3 separate regions of the Homo sapiens genome follow, and all the other regions are linked to region 2. A link is a loop called in an ENCODE intact Hi-C map of the cell type or tissue named here. Cell type or tissue: Calu3. All regions are shown on one strand. Links, peaks and the distances in the headings refer to the core of each region. The heading gives the core; the rest is flanking DNA.

Evidence for each region. Hi-C counts contacts between places; a loop is a spot of excess contacts. Peaks named below come from ENCODE experiments on the same cell type or tissue, not always from the same donor. Only the 100,000 strongest peaks of a DNase experiment are listed, where the experiment ranks them.
Region 1: it touches region 2 in a loop (2.4-fold over the local background); 2 of 110 quality-filtered maps call a loop at or near these places.
Region 3: it touches region 2 in a loop (3-fold over the local background); 2 of 110 quality-filtered maps call a loop at or near these places.

What each region holds. Positions count from the first base shown.
Region 1 is chr3:106,021,914-106,027,524 of GRCh38, forward strand. No RefSeq gene overlaps it. Among named protein-coding and RNA genes, the nearest start is that of CBLB, 160 kb to the left of the region's middle. In Calu3, for the core only: no CTCF peak of the experiment used is centred there; no DNase peak of the experiment used is centred there.
Region 2 is chr3:106,330,291-106,335,901 of GRCh38, forward strand. No RefSeq gene overlaps it. Among named protein-coding and RNA genes, the nearest start is that of CBLB, 460 kb to the left of the region's middle. In Calu3, for the core only: no CTCF peak of the experiment used is centred there; DNase peaks (open chromatin) are centred at 2,781, 3,681 and 4,111.
Region 3 is chr3:107,062,008-107,067,618 of GRCh38, forward strand. No RefSeq gene overlaps it. Among named protein-coding and RNA genes, the nearest start is that of LINC00882, 180 kb to the right of the region's middle. In Calu3, for the core only: a CTCF peak has its summit at 2,643 (motif pointing left); a DNase peak (open chromatin) is centred at 2,614.

The DNA.
Region 1 (5,611 bases), core at 891-4,890, 310 kb before region 2:
TTATTCTTCTGAACCTTAGTTTTGGTATTTGTATAATGCAAGTAATAATAATAATACCTACTTCTTGAGGGTAGTTAGGATTAAATGAAATGATGCATATAAGGCTCTTACTCTAGTCCCAGCACATTGTAAGGCAATGTTAGGCTTTTTTGTGTGAAATTATATAAATTAATAACCTTTGTATTGATTACATTTGCGTGGAGATGACTACTTCTTAAATGCTGAAGAAGTCCCTAATACTTTTCAGAGACTTTAACACTAAGAAGAGCATCAATATAAATAGAATTGTTAAGAAAACCGCTGTCAAATTCATTTTTTAAAAATCTGTTTTCCCAAGGATTAGAATCAGGGCTGACTTATCTATTAGAAATAGCAGGCATAGTGTTTAGAGCCCAGAGTACCTCTAGGGTGTCACAAAAATATTTTAATTTATTTTAAAATCAGAAATAGATGAACTTTTAGATAAAAAAGTTTTAATATGCAATATCAATATATTCATCTTGGTGCCAATACAGTAATAAAATATCATTTAAAAACTTTTTTTTTTAATAAAAAAGAGGCCCAAAAAGGCAAAATTGCCAAAAGCCTGCGGAAGTCATAGTGCAGCTTTGTTTAAAATGTGATGCCAGACTGCAGGAAATGGAATTTTCTTCAGGTCACACAGTATGCCAGAAGAAAATGTGAAGAGCAGAGTTTTCCTTGTTATTTTTGTTTGTTGGGGGATAGGAGCTTGTAATTAAGTGAAGTAGTATCACTCACTTTGTTAGAGTGTATCAGGCGTGTTTCTCTTGGAATGATATTGACTTATATCCTCACAATAAAATTAACACCAGTATATGAAAGACTCATGGATGGAAACATAGATGAATAAGACCAAAATATGTAGTTTAGAAAATAGGGAAAGGGTAATATAGATAGAAATAGTTTTTACTGTTTATAAGACATGAGGAAATGCACCTCATTTAAAGTTATAAAAATAATTTCAAGACCTGCTGGAATTCAAACCGCCGAAATATAAACCCATAGTAGTAATATGTGCTGCTAAAAATTTATGATATTATAATATTGTAAATATTACGATAGCCCTTTTGCTCAAGAGGCACTGGTATATTTAAAATATGTCATCATGCATGTGTAATGTCTTAGCAAAACAAATCCGAACTTCTTGTTAAGGCAAGCTCTGGGTTTAATCCTTTGGTATAGTTATTTGAGCTCAGTATCTGATGTCTCATAAGATCTTTTTGAACATAAGTATAACATATCAGGGCATGTTATACTTAATCAAGAATGAGGAGGTGTCTTCTTTCTTGATTGTTGGTTTTAGAGAATTGTACGAAGTTACATTTTGTGCAATACTGAATTCCTTTCATTGCCAATTTGGAGTTAAAAAAAATAAGTGGTGAAGTGCTTGATATCCTTGAAATAAAACATGCAGAAGATAATTTCTCAAGAGATGGAGAATTAGAAATCACTGATTTTTATTAAATCCCAAAAACATGCATTTTAATGGTAGTCTATGATGTAAATTCTCTAAGCAATCTTGGGAATTTTGAATATATTGTATAATACTCAGCTCAGTAAATCTTACTTTTATATCATAAGTACAAATTTAAATGCCTACAGTGTAGATGATACTGTGTTAGGCACTAGAAAGTTTGATCAGCCCTGCCAACTACAGTATAGTTGATGGAGCTCTGAATTACTGAGCAACATCATTTCACTTCTCTTTACTTCATTTTCCTTATCTGTGTACTGGAGATAGTAATTCCTGCTTTATAGTCTTATTGTGAGGCTCAAATCAGATAAGGCCTATAAAAGTGCCTTGAAAATTGCAAGGAACTATGAAAATATAAGATAGAATTATTACTATCCTTTAGGCTCAATGTTGATACCATAGCAATTAATTATGATTATTTTATAAGAGTAGTATGGGATTTGGAGCTATTTTGTGAGCTTAAATATATCTGAATGTGTAATGTAAGATTTAGCTCAATGGCAATCTCCTAGGCCATGATATTTCTCTTAGGACTAATATAAAAGCAAATATCTTTAACAAGGAATAAATTCAGTTGCTCTTTGTTGCCTCCTTAATCATTCTGCAAAGTGATTTGTTTTGGTCTTTGCAAAAGTGTTAGTTGAGAGTTTCCACCCAAAACTAATTGTCATTGAAAATAATGAATGTACACTTAAAATGAATTTATTCAGATTCTTTGACTTCACTGACAAATCAGTGGTTTATTCAAGTCTACTCAATTTGAATGTTTTCCTCTGAAGCTATGATTATAAAATCTTCAGAGTTAAAGTACTTCCCTAAGATTAATGACTAGATAATTGATTTGCAGTAAATGTAACTTATTTATTGAGACTCGTTCTATGAGATTTGTGACTGAGAAAAGCAAAAGTAAGTAGATGGATTGGGAACCCTCCTTGGTGCTCCAGGTGTAAACTTTCTGTTTCTTACTTTCTTTGAACTAACATTTATTGAGTACCTACTATATAGTCAGTGCTACTACATACATTATCTCATGTAATCATCATAAAGATTCCATTTTAGAAACTAAGAAAATAGAATTGCCCAGAAATTAAAAATCTGTCCAAGATGATCTGTCCAGCTGTAAGTCAGGACCCCTCTTCTTTACTAACTCCAATACCAGTGTTCTTTTAAAAGCAATGTAATTTCTCATCCAAATCTACATGCTAGGCAGAAGGTTCCCTCATATTCTTTCGTCTTTCTAATCAAACCTTAATCTTAGGAAAGAATTTGACAAATAGCTTTACAACAAGGCAGTAGGACACAGATGATTCATAAAGCTTAAAGTCATATCAAACACAAGGAGATGTATATTTTACTAGGAGAAACAAAACTATTTGTAATATTATGTCAAATGTATGAAACGCTTCCTAAAATTTCAGACACTAGCATACAACTGTGTTAAAGGGATTAATCAATACTCTGAAACCATATTACATAGGTAATTTTCCCTTGCTAAATAAGTGGCACTCAGAACTGTAACAGTGATGGGCTGAGATTTTCATGTAAACTTGTAATTAGATCTGTAACTGTTACTGATGGCCTTTGCTCTTATAGAGCCACTTGCAATGAGGTTGCTGTTCAAGTTGGCACTGGCAGTTTCTGTAGAATATTTTCCTGCTCCTCCTCAAAAACTCACAGCAAAGATAGAAGATATGTCACATACGCTTTTAAAAGACGGGGTGACAAGCAAAAGGAAGATAAACATCTTTGAAGACCAGAAGCAGAATAAAAACACATGGCAGTAAATGTGGTTTAAGTCACAGGCCTACCACATTCCAGGACAAGGAAGTAGCAGAAATGTTCATGCTTTCAACTTCTGAGGATCAAAACGGGTGGCAGAATGGAGCCGGATTCAGTGTGTACTACAGAGAGTTAGGCCAGGCCAGCCAAGTTCAGAGGCAAAGCTGAGGCTGATAAGTTGTTGCCTAGTAGGTGGGAGGAAGCACAAATAGGTGCTTCACCAAAGCCTGGCCAGGCCCCAACTAGCTAATACACCCGTAATATCCCTGCATTCTGAGAGCTCTGGGTGCCAATACAAGGGCAAGGCAGGTAGAGACAACTGTAAAACTGCCACACATGGAGAGGTGAGAGAGACTGAGCCAAAACAAACAAACAAACCGAGAAAGGAACACTGTAGCAGCACCACTAAAATTTCAAAGCTTATAAGCCTAAAAAGAAATCATGAAAGAGAGCCATCAAGCAGATGTTAACTGGATGACATAATTATGATTGCACAATTTGAGAAAAATTTAAGTATGTATTTTTAAGATCTTAAAATGTATAAATTAAGAAAAGAAATGATTATAGTACCAAAATGGTTATGTTTCAAAAACGTGTCTATATTCAAGTTCTAAAGAGAAATTTTAGAAATAAAAAAATCATATCATTAAAATTAAAAAGCAATAAAAACCAAAAAATTGAGTAAGTTAGGTTAACATCAGTTTAGAAGAGCTAAAGGAGAGATTAATGAATTAGAAAGAGTACTGAGGAACTGATCTACAGGATGAAAAAGAAAGAGAAGGAAGGGAAAATATGATGTCAAAGTTATGACTGTCTTGAAGAATGGTCTGACTTGATTTTTTTCCCATCGAATTATCAAAAGAGAAAATGTCAATATTTAAAGACATAAAGTGACTTAGAACTATTTCCAGGCTGAAGGACTGAATCTCCATTTAGAAACTGCACGGCAAGTGCTAAGCAAAATAAAAGTAAACAATACTTTGACAAACAGCAAAATGGAGAACATAATAGCTAAAGAGAAAATCATAAAGCCTCTCTGGGAGAAAAACAAATTTTCTAATAATTAGAATGAGAACAGATATCTCTTTAGAAGCAGTAGAGATCAGAAGACAATGAAGTAATAGCTTCAACGTGCTGAAGAAAAGATTATCAAACTACAATTATGTACGCCTATAAACAATCATTCAAGAGTAAGGACATTAGGAAAACATTTTTAATACATAAACAAGTAAAGGAATTTTTTACTCATGGAAATTCAGAAGCATTTACTCAGCAAAAAGAAGAGTATACTTGTATGGAAGGCAAAAAATGCAGTTAGCAATTGTGAGAAAAAAAGATCAAATATGTTTGTACATTTTATTTAAATAAGTAATTTTTGTTGAATTTATTTCTTTTCGAAAATACTTAAAACTAAAATTCTAGATAGAAATAATGTAAATAACATATGGTTTGAGAGGAGAAAAGAGAAACTAAATGCTTTAAATTTATTAGAAAAGTTTAAAGTTTAGGATATATATTGAATTTCAGCAAGTTCATTTGCTGAAAGTGGGTTTTACTTGTTGCTAAGTGACACAGGTCAATTCAAATTCTCTGGCCTTCTCTCTTACCTATAAAAAACCAAAAATTAATGTTGATAATAATAAAGAAAAAACAAACTCAGATAAATCATTATTAGACATAATTATTACATGGTAATTCTGTATCTAAAATATTAATGTTACCACTGAAAAGACAGAAATACAGTCGATACATCCATATAAGCAAAACATACAAAAAGAATAACAGGAAAAAAACCAGGAAATTGCATCATCACAGCAAGAGATAAGAAAAAAAAAAAAAGGACCCAGGGAAAAATAAGGAAAAAAGGGAAACATAACATGCTAGACATAAGTCAAAATCAGTAATCCACTCATTTGTTTTTTTTTTTTTTTTTTTTTTGAGACGGAGTCTCGCTCTGTCGCCCAGGCTGGAGTGCAGTGGCGCCATCTCGGCTCACTGCAACCTCCGCCTCCCGGGTTCACGCCATTCTCCTGCCTCAGCCTCCCGAGTAGCTGGGACTAGAGGCACCCGCCACCACGCCCGGCTAATTTTTTGTATTTTTTAGTAGACACAGGGTTTCACCGTGTTAGCCAGGATGGTCTCGATCTCCTGACCTCATGATCCACCCGCCTCGGCCTCCCAAAGTGCTGGGATTACAAGCGTGAGCCACAGCGCCCGGCCCGCTCATTTGTTAGAATATATAGGAATGTATTTTAAAATATTCATTTTAAATGCTGCTCTTAAGAGACACAAATAAAGCCAAATAATACAGAACATTTGAAATAAAATACATAAAAA
Region 2 (5,611 bases), core at 616-4,615:
TGAATAGAACAAGAAGCTGGAGGAAAGAATAATTTGTTCAATCTGAGCTGGCACTTTTATCTTTTCTTTGGTCTTTGCTGTTCCTGGTTCTCAGGCCTTCATTCTCTATCTGGGTTTACACTATTAGGCCTCATGCCCTGGTCCCCACTGTTCTCAGGCCCTACTATTTGAACTGAGTTATACCACTGGCTTTTCTAGTTCTCAGGTTGCAGACAGCAGATTGTGGAACTTCTTGGCCTCCATAATTGCTTGAACCAATTCCTATAATTGTCTGTCTATCTATCTATGTAACTATGTATCTATCTATCTACCTACCTACCTACCTACCTCCTGCTGGTTCTGTTTCTCTGGAGAACCCTGACTAAAGTATTATTCCAAATAGCTATTTTGGAAATTAAATGGAAAATAAAACAGCAGAATGCTTAAAAGACCATGTATTAGACTCACACAATCTAAGTTCAAATTGCCTCTGCCATGGAGTAGTTGGTAATCTTAATCTCTTTGTAAGCTTCTTTTTTCTCATCTGTGAAATGGAGATAATAATAATGCCTTTCACATATGATTATTTTGAGTATTAAATGAAGTACTAATCATATATAGTAAGGATCATTTAATACAATGACATATATTGCACCATGCAACACAATAAATTTTAGCTGTTATTATCATCCAATGTGAAAGTTGAATGTTACAATTTTGCAGTGGATTAGATTTCTCTCTTCCTTGGAACTATTCTTAATAATTTGAACACTAGAAATTTACCATTCATCTTACTTCTTAGTAGAGTATTTTAGAACTTGCAAAGGTTTTCTTAGTTGACCAGTATTTTATCTAATTACTATCATTCTATTCTGCCCTATAATCACTGCCTCTACCCATACTTCTATTCCTCCTAATTATAAAAAACTTCAACTTTCTACCTTTTAAAATAATCTGACACTGTGTCTGAGCACTCAGATTTTAAAACCATAATAAATAAATTTTAGCAGAATTATTCCAAATATATATAATGTATTTAATTGTCTTCACAAATGAAAATGTTCTGGACATGGTTTGAGTCTTTACTCATGATGCAAAACCACTGCCATGAATACCATTTTTTTGTGCTATGTTTTAACAGGGTGCTACGTTATTACTCAAGTAACCCTAGACAGCCCTAATAACACTAGAACTATTACATCAAATTGGTCCCATTACTTTTAAGGGTTCGAATTGGCAGTTCTTTTTTTTTTTTTTTTTCTATCTACTCCTTTGCTTTCTTGCTGTTAGTGCATTTTTTTGTTTTTAGTCTAATGCTGACATAGTCTAATGTTAACATAGGGAAGATCTGGTATATAACGAAGGAATCTGGCTTTCTTAATTTATTACATGTTGGCCCTTATTTATCTCTTTGGAGTAAAGTGAATGGGCTTTGTGATAGACATTTCCTTGGTTGCCAAGCTGTTAATGTTGGTTTGTTTTTGTTTTGTTTTGTTTTGTTTTGTTTCTTCACTTTGCACATATTTATTTGAGCTAAAGCATTGAGCAGGACTACCCCTATGCAATAGAGTTGAGAGGGTGACTGTGCATTATGGAGTTTACAGAATGTTGAAAAGCTCCCACTCTACACCAATTTGAATTCCTCAATAGTTTCCTTACATATCTACTGAGATGCTAGAAATTATAATGTCAGGATGTAGTTTTAACACTTTCAGGTTTACTGTGTAAAATAGTCTATTACAGGTAGCAATTTTAAGAAATTTAGATGACGAAGAACTGAGCATCTTAGATATCTCTGAACCAAATACATTGTATTTTCTTTTTACTTTTGTTCATATTGTCTGATAAAGGATTTTGGAATTGAGAAATGATAACTGGTTACCTTTACAGTGGAATGTTGAGCATTATCTCAAGGACACTTCTGGGGTTACGGGATTCTGTAAGAATAAGTGCCTTTCATTTTATTTAACTATTTTGCAACATTGTGGAGATAATTTGTAGAGAGATGATGGTGATGCAGATAGCTCCTGTTAAGAGAAATGCAAATGAATTTTGTGTGGTGGAGATGAAATTCATTTCTAGACTGCTGAAGACACCACTTTTGTATGTGATAGCAAATTTATTTCAGCATTCTTTCATGCTCATATAGGCACTATTTTTTACTTTTTAAAAATTGCTTTTTACATCTTATGGATTTCCTAAATAATGAAAAAGATAAAAATTAGTTATGTAAGATCTTTGATGCATATCTATTTTATATTTTATAAGTCATGATTTGACTTTTGAAAAAATTATTCTTTAACAATTTTACTTCCTCTATCTGAGGTAGTTTCTCTTCTCACTATTTCATCAATTTTATCATTTAACACTGGGCTCAATGTATATCCTCTTAATGAATTTCTTTCTGATCACAATTCCGAGTTATTATGGTAATTAACACTAGCAAAAGTTATCTATCACAACATTTTTATAGTATTCTTTAAACCCTTTATTGTGAGATAAATGTAATAAAACTGTGATTGTTTCATCCTTGTACTTGAATATCTAGCTGGGTGCTTGGTACATGACAAGGATTCTATAAATCACTATGGCCTACTGGCACCCATCTTGAGCAAGCTAGCACTATGAACCACAGAGAGTAAGCCTAGGAATCTCTCTGTCCCCAACTCTGCTCCCATGCTTGCTTCTCTACCCTGCACCTGAGATTCACTGCTATTCAAGGTCACCATCTATTGGGGGAAATCAGCAATTGGCAACTGCCAGGCACCAAGTAGTGGAATCTCGGTCAGGAAATCATCAACTCCATGAGTCACCACGCCTCTAGCCACCTGCCTAAGTTGAAATGACTGGGCTTTCTGGGAAAAGAAGGCATACAAGGATCTGGGTATGACTGGGACAGAGACTAAATCTGACCAAGGTAGCTGCCACTCCACCCCCAAACAGGCCCCTCCACCTCAGGATAGTTTCTCCTGGTTTGAAGAATATCTCCAGCTGACTGCAGCAGTTCAAGCTGGCCCACCGCCATTCACAGTCTATCCCAGGCAAACGGGATAGGGCAAGGCAAGAGTGTTCTCTCTTTATAAGTAACTAGGTATATAATGTCTTCTACTTTTCCTTTGGGTCTGCAAAGCTAAATACTTTTACCAAAAAAAAAAAAAAGTTTACTGATCCTTGCTACAGATTATTAAATTTTAATTTATGACTTGTCTTCCTCAAAGGATTATAAACTCCTTGAGGCAGCAAAAAGTATAATTGTCCCACCATGCTCAGTAATTATTAGATGATTAATTGTTTGCTTTCACCAATCTATATTCTTTAGCATCAAAATCTTCTATTTTTCCTCCATTTAATCCCACTATAAGTTGACAACTTTGAAAGCTACTTATATTTCAGAATAAGAGATAATGATGCAGGATTATTACTTATCTGACATGTTTAAAGAAAACATCAAAAAATTAAAATAGAAGTGTCATATCTATTAGCTAGCAATGACAAAAAGAAAAATACAAAAGAGGCCACAGGTCGTATAAAAAATTTTTAAAAGAAAACAGAATTCTAAATTAGGATTTATTTCACTCCAGGATATTAAATATTTCAAGAGTTTTGAAAGAAACTATCTTCTCCCTTCTGAGGTCTCAATCTATTTGTCTCAGCATGTTAGACATTGAGCCCTTGCCTGTCTCACCTGTTCTTCGCCTCCCACAAGGCCTGTGACTCAAGTGTACCACATGTGAAGTGTAGTCATGAGGCAACTGCTCTAAAAGACATTATTTCATTGACAGATGCAGTGTGCCCTAAGGATTATAGAAACTACTGCTCATGTTTTACTAATTCTTCTGGTCACTAAGTAGACCTCCACCTGTATATCAAGAAAATGACTTATGCCATCATCTGATTTGTGCTAGTCAATCCATTCTGCATTCCTGGACTGTAAGATCATTTGTGCTCAAGGTAAATACTAGCTGTTCTCAGGATGTGTTTACTTCGGGAATTTTGGAACTGGTTGAGGAAAGGTCTCAGGTGAAAGGTATTGATAAAAGAAAAGCTTTATTACATTTATCTTTTAAAGAATTTATTAAAGCATTCAGTGACTCATGAATCAAGGCAGCTTCAGACCACAAGTGGTTAGCACTCTGCCAGGAGGGGCAAAAGGGGAAACTTTTCTGAAGGGTTTGCAGAAGCACGACAAACAAAACAACTTTGGTTAGAATGGAAAGTTCCTAGTTAGAAGTTAGTTAGTAATTTCTTTTCTTTCTTTCTTTCCTTTTCTTTGGGGGTTGGGGTTCTTATTTCAGGTGCTGTATTTGAAAATATATTATAACACAAATACATTGTATAACTTCATGTAAAATGGATCTGGTTTTCCAATATGACAGGGTACAAGTCTCAAATCTAATTCTCCACCTCGCTTTCAGTCAATGATAGCCTCTGTTTTCAGAGAAAAGAACACCCTCATTCGCTTGCTCCCTCAGCTTCCTGGCCAACAATTCACTATCTTGCCTGCATTATTTTCCATCCCTTCGAGATTTATTTCTGTCCATGGAAAGTGGTGTTTAGTCCTTTATCTAAAGTTACTCTCTTCCTAAATTGGTTTCCTTACCTTCTGCTCCCCATTTTTTTCCAGCATCTCCATTCTCTCCTTCTTTGCTTGCTTATTCCCACAGTTAGTGATTTCTGATTGGTAGAGTTACCCTAGTTTCCATTTACTGTTTACATTGGGCTTTGATTTGTTCACCAAAGAATTTGAAGTGCCAGAGCCACCCCAGTCTAAAGGTCTCTAAATTCGATTAAAAAAAAAACAGTATGTTTAAATGAAAAAGACTAGAAAACAACATATCTGAGAGGATGATGTATGATGACTTTTCACAATGAAACTCGTCTGTCAGATGGGGTTTGTGGATATCTATTACATGTTATCTCCTAAATATCTGCAGGGAGGACCCTGTGCATAGTCACATGGAAAGGCACATTCTTTAAAAATGTTGATTGTAAATATTCAGATACATCCAATGTGCTGGGAGGAAATAATTATTACTGTTTAAGGTATTACCATTTTCATACAATTTTAAGGACTTTCAGAGTGCTTCAGCTGTTTGGAGCTTGATTCGAGGGAAATTGAGCGTGTGTGTGTGTGTGTGTGTGTGTGTGTGTGTGCGTGTGTATGTGTACGTCTTAAAACTTTCTGTTCCCAAGGTTCTACATAACTGTCCTCCTAGCTCATATGGAAAATGTTTTGTCTTAGTCTGTTCAGGCTGCTATAACAAAATGCCATAAATTGAGTAGCTTATAAATAACAAAAATTTATTTTTCATCGTTCTGGAGGATGGGAAGTCTAAGATCAAGGTGCTAGTATATTGAGTATCTGGTGAGAACCGACTTCCTGGTTCACAGATGACTGTCTTTTCATTGTAATTTCACATGGCATAAAAGGAGGGATGGCCTCTTTGGGACCTTTATTTTTTTTTAATAAGGATATTAATCCCTCTCATAAATTCTCTGCCCTCATAACCTAATTATCTCCCAAATGACCCATCTTTTAAAACGATCCATTGAGGATTAGGATATTAATATATAAATTTTGTAGGGACATAAACATTTAGAACACTGCAGGCTTGTTTTCTGCAAAGCAAAA
Region 3 (5,611 bases), core at 982-4,981, 730 kb after region 2:
CCTAACATTAATGTCAAAATCCTTATACCAGGGCCTGTCAGTCACCACAGAATCTGATCCAGACCACAACTCCAGCTCTGTCCCATGCCATTCCCACCCCTTGCTGCCTGTATTCCTGCCCCACTATCTTCTTTAAGATCATCAAACTGCCAGGCTACTCTTCATCTCAGTATAAAAATAGACAAAGAGTCTTCAAGACAGAATTCTGAGGAACACCAATATTTTACTGTAGATTAAAAGAAGGAGAAGACAGTAAAGAAAACAGAAGTATCCAGTGAAGTAGAAAAAAAAAAACAGAAAATATGTTATGGCAGAAGCAAAATAACGAATGCATTTCTAAGTAAAATAAGTGGTTTACCTAATTAAATGCTGCTAAATGAAGCCCAAGAATTTGACCAGCTAGAAGAGACTGGAGACCTTGAAATAAATGTTCTGGTAGAGAGATGAGGTCAGAAGGTAGATTGAAGTACCATAAAGATGAGTGGGAGGGAAAGAATGAGATAATCTTATTTGATAGCAGGAGTAATATTTATTAGCACTTAAATTATTTTAATTTAAAGTGGCTTTAACTCTTTGCCAAGCACTATGCTAAGCACTTTGCAAGCATTTTCTCATTAAGTCCTCACTTAACACTATTTGGCAAGGAAACTAAAATTTAGAGGGACTAAATAAATTGCACAACCACACAGCTAAAAAGCTGTGGGAGACTGAATAATGGCCCCCAAATATATCCAGGTCCTAATCCCTGGAACTCGTAGTGTTACTTTATATTAAAAAAAAAAAAAAGGCTTTACCGATGTGATTAAGGATCTTGAAATGGAAACATTAACTTGGGTTATCAAGGTGGGCCCTAAATATGCTCAAAAGTGTCCCAAGAGGGAGGCAGAAGGAGATTTGACACAAAAGAGAGAAGACAATGTCATGGCCTCAGCAGAGAGGGAGATTTGAAGATGCTACAGTGCTGGCTTTGAAGGATGGGGTGGGGAGCAAAAGAATGCAAGGAATGCAATTCTAAAAGTTGGAAAAGGCGAGGAAACAGATACACTTAGAGCCTTCATAGGGAGGACAGCTCTGAAATTAAGATATCTTAACTTCAGCCCAGGAAATGGGTTTCAGAATTCTGACCTCCAGAACTAAAAAATAATAAATGCCTGTTGCTTTAAGCCACCAAATTTGGATTATTTGTTACAGAAACCACTGGAAACTAATATAGAAGTGATCATAATTCGATCTCCAATATAGTTCTACAACAAATCTAAGGGTCACACATATGGAAGGAAAACACAGAAAGGGCAGGAGGAAAAAGAAAGAGATAGAGAAGAATACAGAACAGAGAATTGAAGGGAAGAGGAAGAGAGGGGAGGGGAAAAAGTGTGAGGAGTTGCGAACAGGAGCAGAGAGAATAAGACCCCAAACATTGTTAAAGTCCATGGCAACTTCATCTTAAGGACTATTATCCCCACCTGAGTCAGAATGAGTTGGCATTGGCCCATAGCTACAAGTTATCTCCAGGGGGTAAAATTCCAGTGCAGAATAACCTATAAATACTGTGGCATCGCAGCTAGAGAGAAAACAGATTGATGTAGTCCTAGTTTGGAGGTCAATTGGCTCAGTAACTGTTAGAAGCAGCCAACAGTTAAAGACACAAATATTACACGGTTGGAGATAAAGTTCCAAAAAGAACAAATTGATTCATTTTGTACCACGAACTCAACTCAAAGTAAAGCCCTACTTCGCTTTTTAAGATATATTTTGTAAGGTTTTCATTTTTTGTTTTATGTTATTATCCTGTTATGACTTATTAATGGCTATCATTTGCTATAGTGAAATCGTATTGAGACTTTTCACTCAAATGCTCTAAATAATTAATCTATTTTCAAGAACGCTTTATAAATGCATTGTTATTTAATTATCTTATTTAATTTCATGTTTAAATAATGCTCTGGTATATATGAATCAATGGCCACATCTTAAAAGACATACCTGTATCCAATATTCAATAAAAGAAAAGGAAATTTAGCAGGAAAATGAATGATTTGTGTGTCTAACACCACCATTTAAACAACCTGAAACTCACGGCAACATTTGTCCCTTAGGTTCAAGGATGTATCCGAGGGTAGTCATGAAAATTCAATTCTTAACGCTGACTTGCTGTGCTCTCACAGGATTCTTTTCCTAGTTAGAGTTACAACATTTTTCCTTAGGAAATGAGACAATGCATTTTGAAGTTCTCTAAGGTTAGGAAGAGATTAGGGAAGAAACATTTGCAGTCCATATATAGATTCTAAATACCCATAGAATGATGATTTTCCTAATTTTCTAACAAATATTTCTTATATTATGGAGCTAAAAGCTACATTTTTAAGGGAGAATTGAGAATAAGGAGAAATGGTAAGGTACATTTGTGGGAAGAAACGCATTTAATTCAGTCTCTCCCTTTCAAAAACAGAAAGGGAAACAGCAATCAACACAACATATGGAGTATCTGTTTTTCGATAAAAATGCCAGGTAAAGAGGTCTTATTTAAATCCACACAGACAGTATTATCCTCCCCTTCTGAAGATTGTTTTTCCCCAGGCACAAAAGGTCAGGCATATTGTTGAGTCTGTTACCCAAAGACCCGAGTAACAGTGACATCTAGTGGTGCACGGTGATATAGGACGTAGAAACGCAAACGCTTGCTGAGAGCCCAGAGCAAAAAACCCTAGAAGGAAGCTGCTAAATTTAAAGTTTCCTGATTTCTGTGGCAACAAAATTGTATTCTAATGTAATCAGTTACTCCTGTCTCACAGGGAATGATATTGTTCTGGGTCAACATTTGGGACATGGAAAAGTCACTTCGTATTCACTGCTGGGGAAATGAGGAAACCTATAGTCAAATCCCACCACTTTGGTTTTGGAATTGGAAATGTAACAATATTGCTGGGATTTTTTTTTAAAGAGCATCATCAATCTGACCACAAAAGGTTATGCTCCTCAGACAGGAGAAAGGCAACTGAATACGCTTGTAAATGCCAATCCTAAAAATCTATCCAAAGATATTAAATTTCTCATTTTTAAATTTTATTTCTCTACAGACTATTTTCTCGTGTCTAAAAAAGAGGCCATCTCAGGCCGCTCTGTAGCAGCTCAAACTCTGGCACTCAGCCCATTGCCTTAGACCTACTGGCTACACCGTTCTGCCCTTCTCTGCTGCAGGTGCCAGCCACAGCATCCTTTTGTCTGGTTGCCAAATCAGTAATCTCTCTTGGCATCTGCCTTTTCTACCCCCTTCCCCCATTCTCCCCCTCCATCAAGAAATCTAATTCCAAGTTGGCAGGCAGAAGGTCAGAAATCTTTGAAAGCCTCAGCTTCCACCGCCCACTCTCGAGTCTCGCCTCTGTGCATTCTGCCAAATGCCAACTTGCTTTTCTCCCTCCTCCATAACATCCTGTATCTCTGGAACGCTGAGGTTGTCACCTGAATCTTGCCCTCACATCTGCTTCCTTCCCCTCCCTCGGCAGCAGGGCCCTCTTTCATTAGTAACATCCTGCCGCGTCTCCCCAAGGCTCAGCACATCTTGTCATCCGTCCCTGGCATACACAGTCTCTTCCTAGTTATCAACTTTGGGACTCGCCTCCATCAGAGGTATCTGGAGACCAGAGCTGGCCCAGAGCAACTGGGGAAGGCAAGCTGACGGCCCCCTGAAATCCACATAATTGCATCTTTGAAAAGTGGGCCACATGACAGCAAAGAACTGAAAACTAGTGTGACAGAGAAGACAAAAGACAAAAATCACACCCAACTCCAATAGATGACAGTTTTGTTTCTTTGTTTACATTTTGAAGTGACATGTTCAGGGAGACTTTAGAATAGTCTTTTAGGGAAAAAAAATTAATATCTTGCATGATTTGTTCACTATGAAAGAATTTTTTAAAACACATGCACTAGGAATTTTATATCATTTTTTAGTTTTAAAAAGATGACCATGTCAGTGTTTCATTTTGAAGCTACGAATTGCATATAAATTATATCAACAAAAATAGGATTCTCATCTCAATTGTTTCTAACCTCTTGTAACCACTGTGCCATCCTTATTGCTTCTCTCTAAAAATAGCAAAGTCGGAGCTAACTTAAAAAGAAGTAATAAGAAAAAGACAGCAGTAGAAAAGCTGAAAAGAAATTAAAGGCAAGTATTACCTCTCATAAATATCCACTAAGCAGAAGCTGAACAAATTAACTTCAAAACCATTGAAACTAGGGAAATACCCTCTTGCAGCAAGTCAGAAGATGAAAAAAATCACTAGTAAGAAAACGTGAAGTTAGATAAAGTCTTTTTTTTTTTTGAGATGGAGTCTCACTCTTGTCACCCAGGCTGGAGTGCAAAGGCGTGATCTCAGCTCACTGCAACCTCCGCCTCCTAGGTTCAAGTGATTCTCTTGCCTTAGCCTCCCAAGTAGCTGGGTTAACAGGCGTCCGCCACCACGCCTGGCTAATTTTTGTATTTTTGTAGAGACAGGGTTGCACCATGTTGGCCAGAATGGTCTTGAACTCCTGACCTCAGATGATCCACCCGCCTCGGCCTCCCAAAGTGCTGGGATTACAGGCGTGAGCCACCGTGCCCGGCCATAGATAAAAGTCTTTAAAATGCACTTTAGAGATATTATTACTGCCGTGTTGCTCTGTTTCACATGTAGCATAGTGTTAAGACTCTTCACAAAATTGTTTAAACTGGGTTATTATATGAAAATCATTTAGAGCCACCTAATTCTTTAACTTATGATGAAACAGAAGTCCAAAGATTAAGTTTTGTTTTGTTTTGTTTTTTTTGCAATAGCAAAGCAGAAACCAGAACCTAACTTTCCAATTCCCAATCCTGTATTATATGCACACCTATGTAGCATTTTTAAATATTAAAAAATATGATTGCATTGAATAGATGATTTCTGCCTTACTCAATTTTCCATTTCTAAAATAAACATGATTGCAATCATGAAATCCTAACTATTCACCACTAAATCAATGAAATCCTATGATTTGGCACAGGATTGGAACAAAAGATAAAATAAGCCCTTTAGAAAAAGCCCTTAAAATGTCGAAATCGCATCATATCAGACAACACTCTTTCCCAGAGTGTATAAAAGGAAAAACAAAAGAATATAGACTCAGACTAAGCTGAAGAACCAAATCTGGAAAGAGTGACATTGATTTCAAGGATCAGACTTCATATATTGAGGGTCCATGTGGGTGGAAGTGTTGGGCAAGCACACTGTGTTTGGAACTACCTTTAAACTCACCATGTTTTATTTGTGTTACTAAGACATTCAGGTTGTGTATTAGTCTGTTCTCACAGACTATACAGAACCACCTGAGACTGGGTAATTTGTAAAGAAAGGAGGTTTAATTGATTCACAGTTCCACAGACTGTACAGGAGGCATGGCTGGGGAGGCCTCAGGAAACTTACAATCATGGCAGAAGGGCAAACGGGAAGCAAGCACCTCTTCACATAACAGCAGGAGAGACAGCGCACGAAGACTGGGGGGTGCTACACACTTTTCAAACAACCAGCTCTTGTGAGAACTCTATCACAAGACAGCACTAGGGTGATGGTGCTAAACCATTAGAAACCAC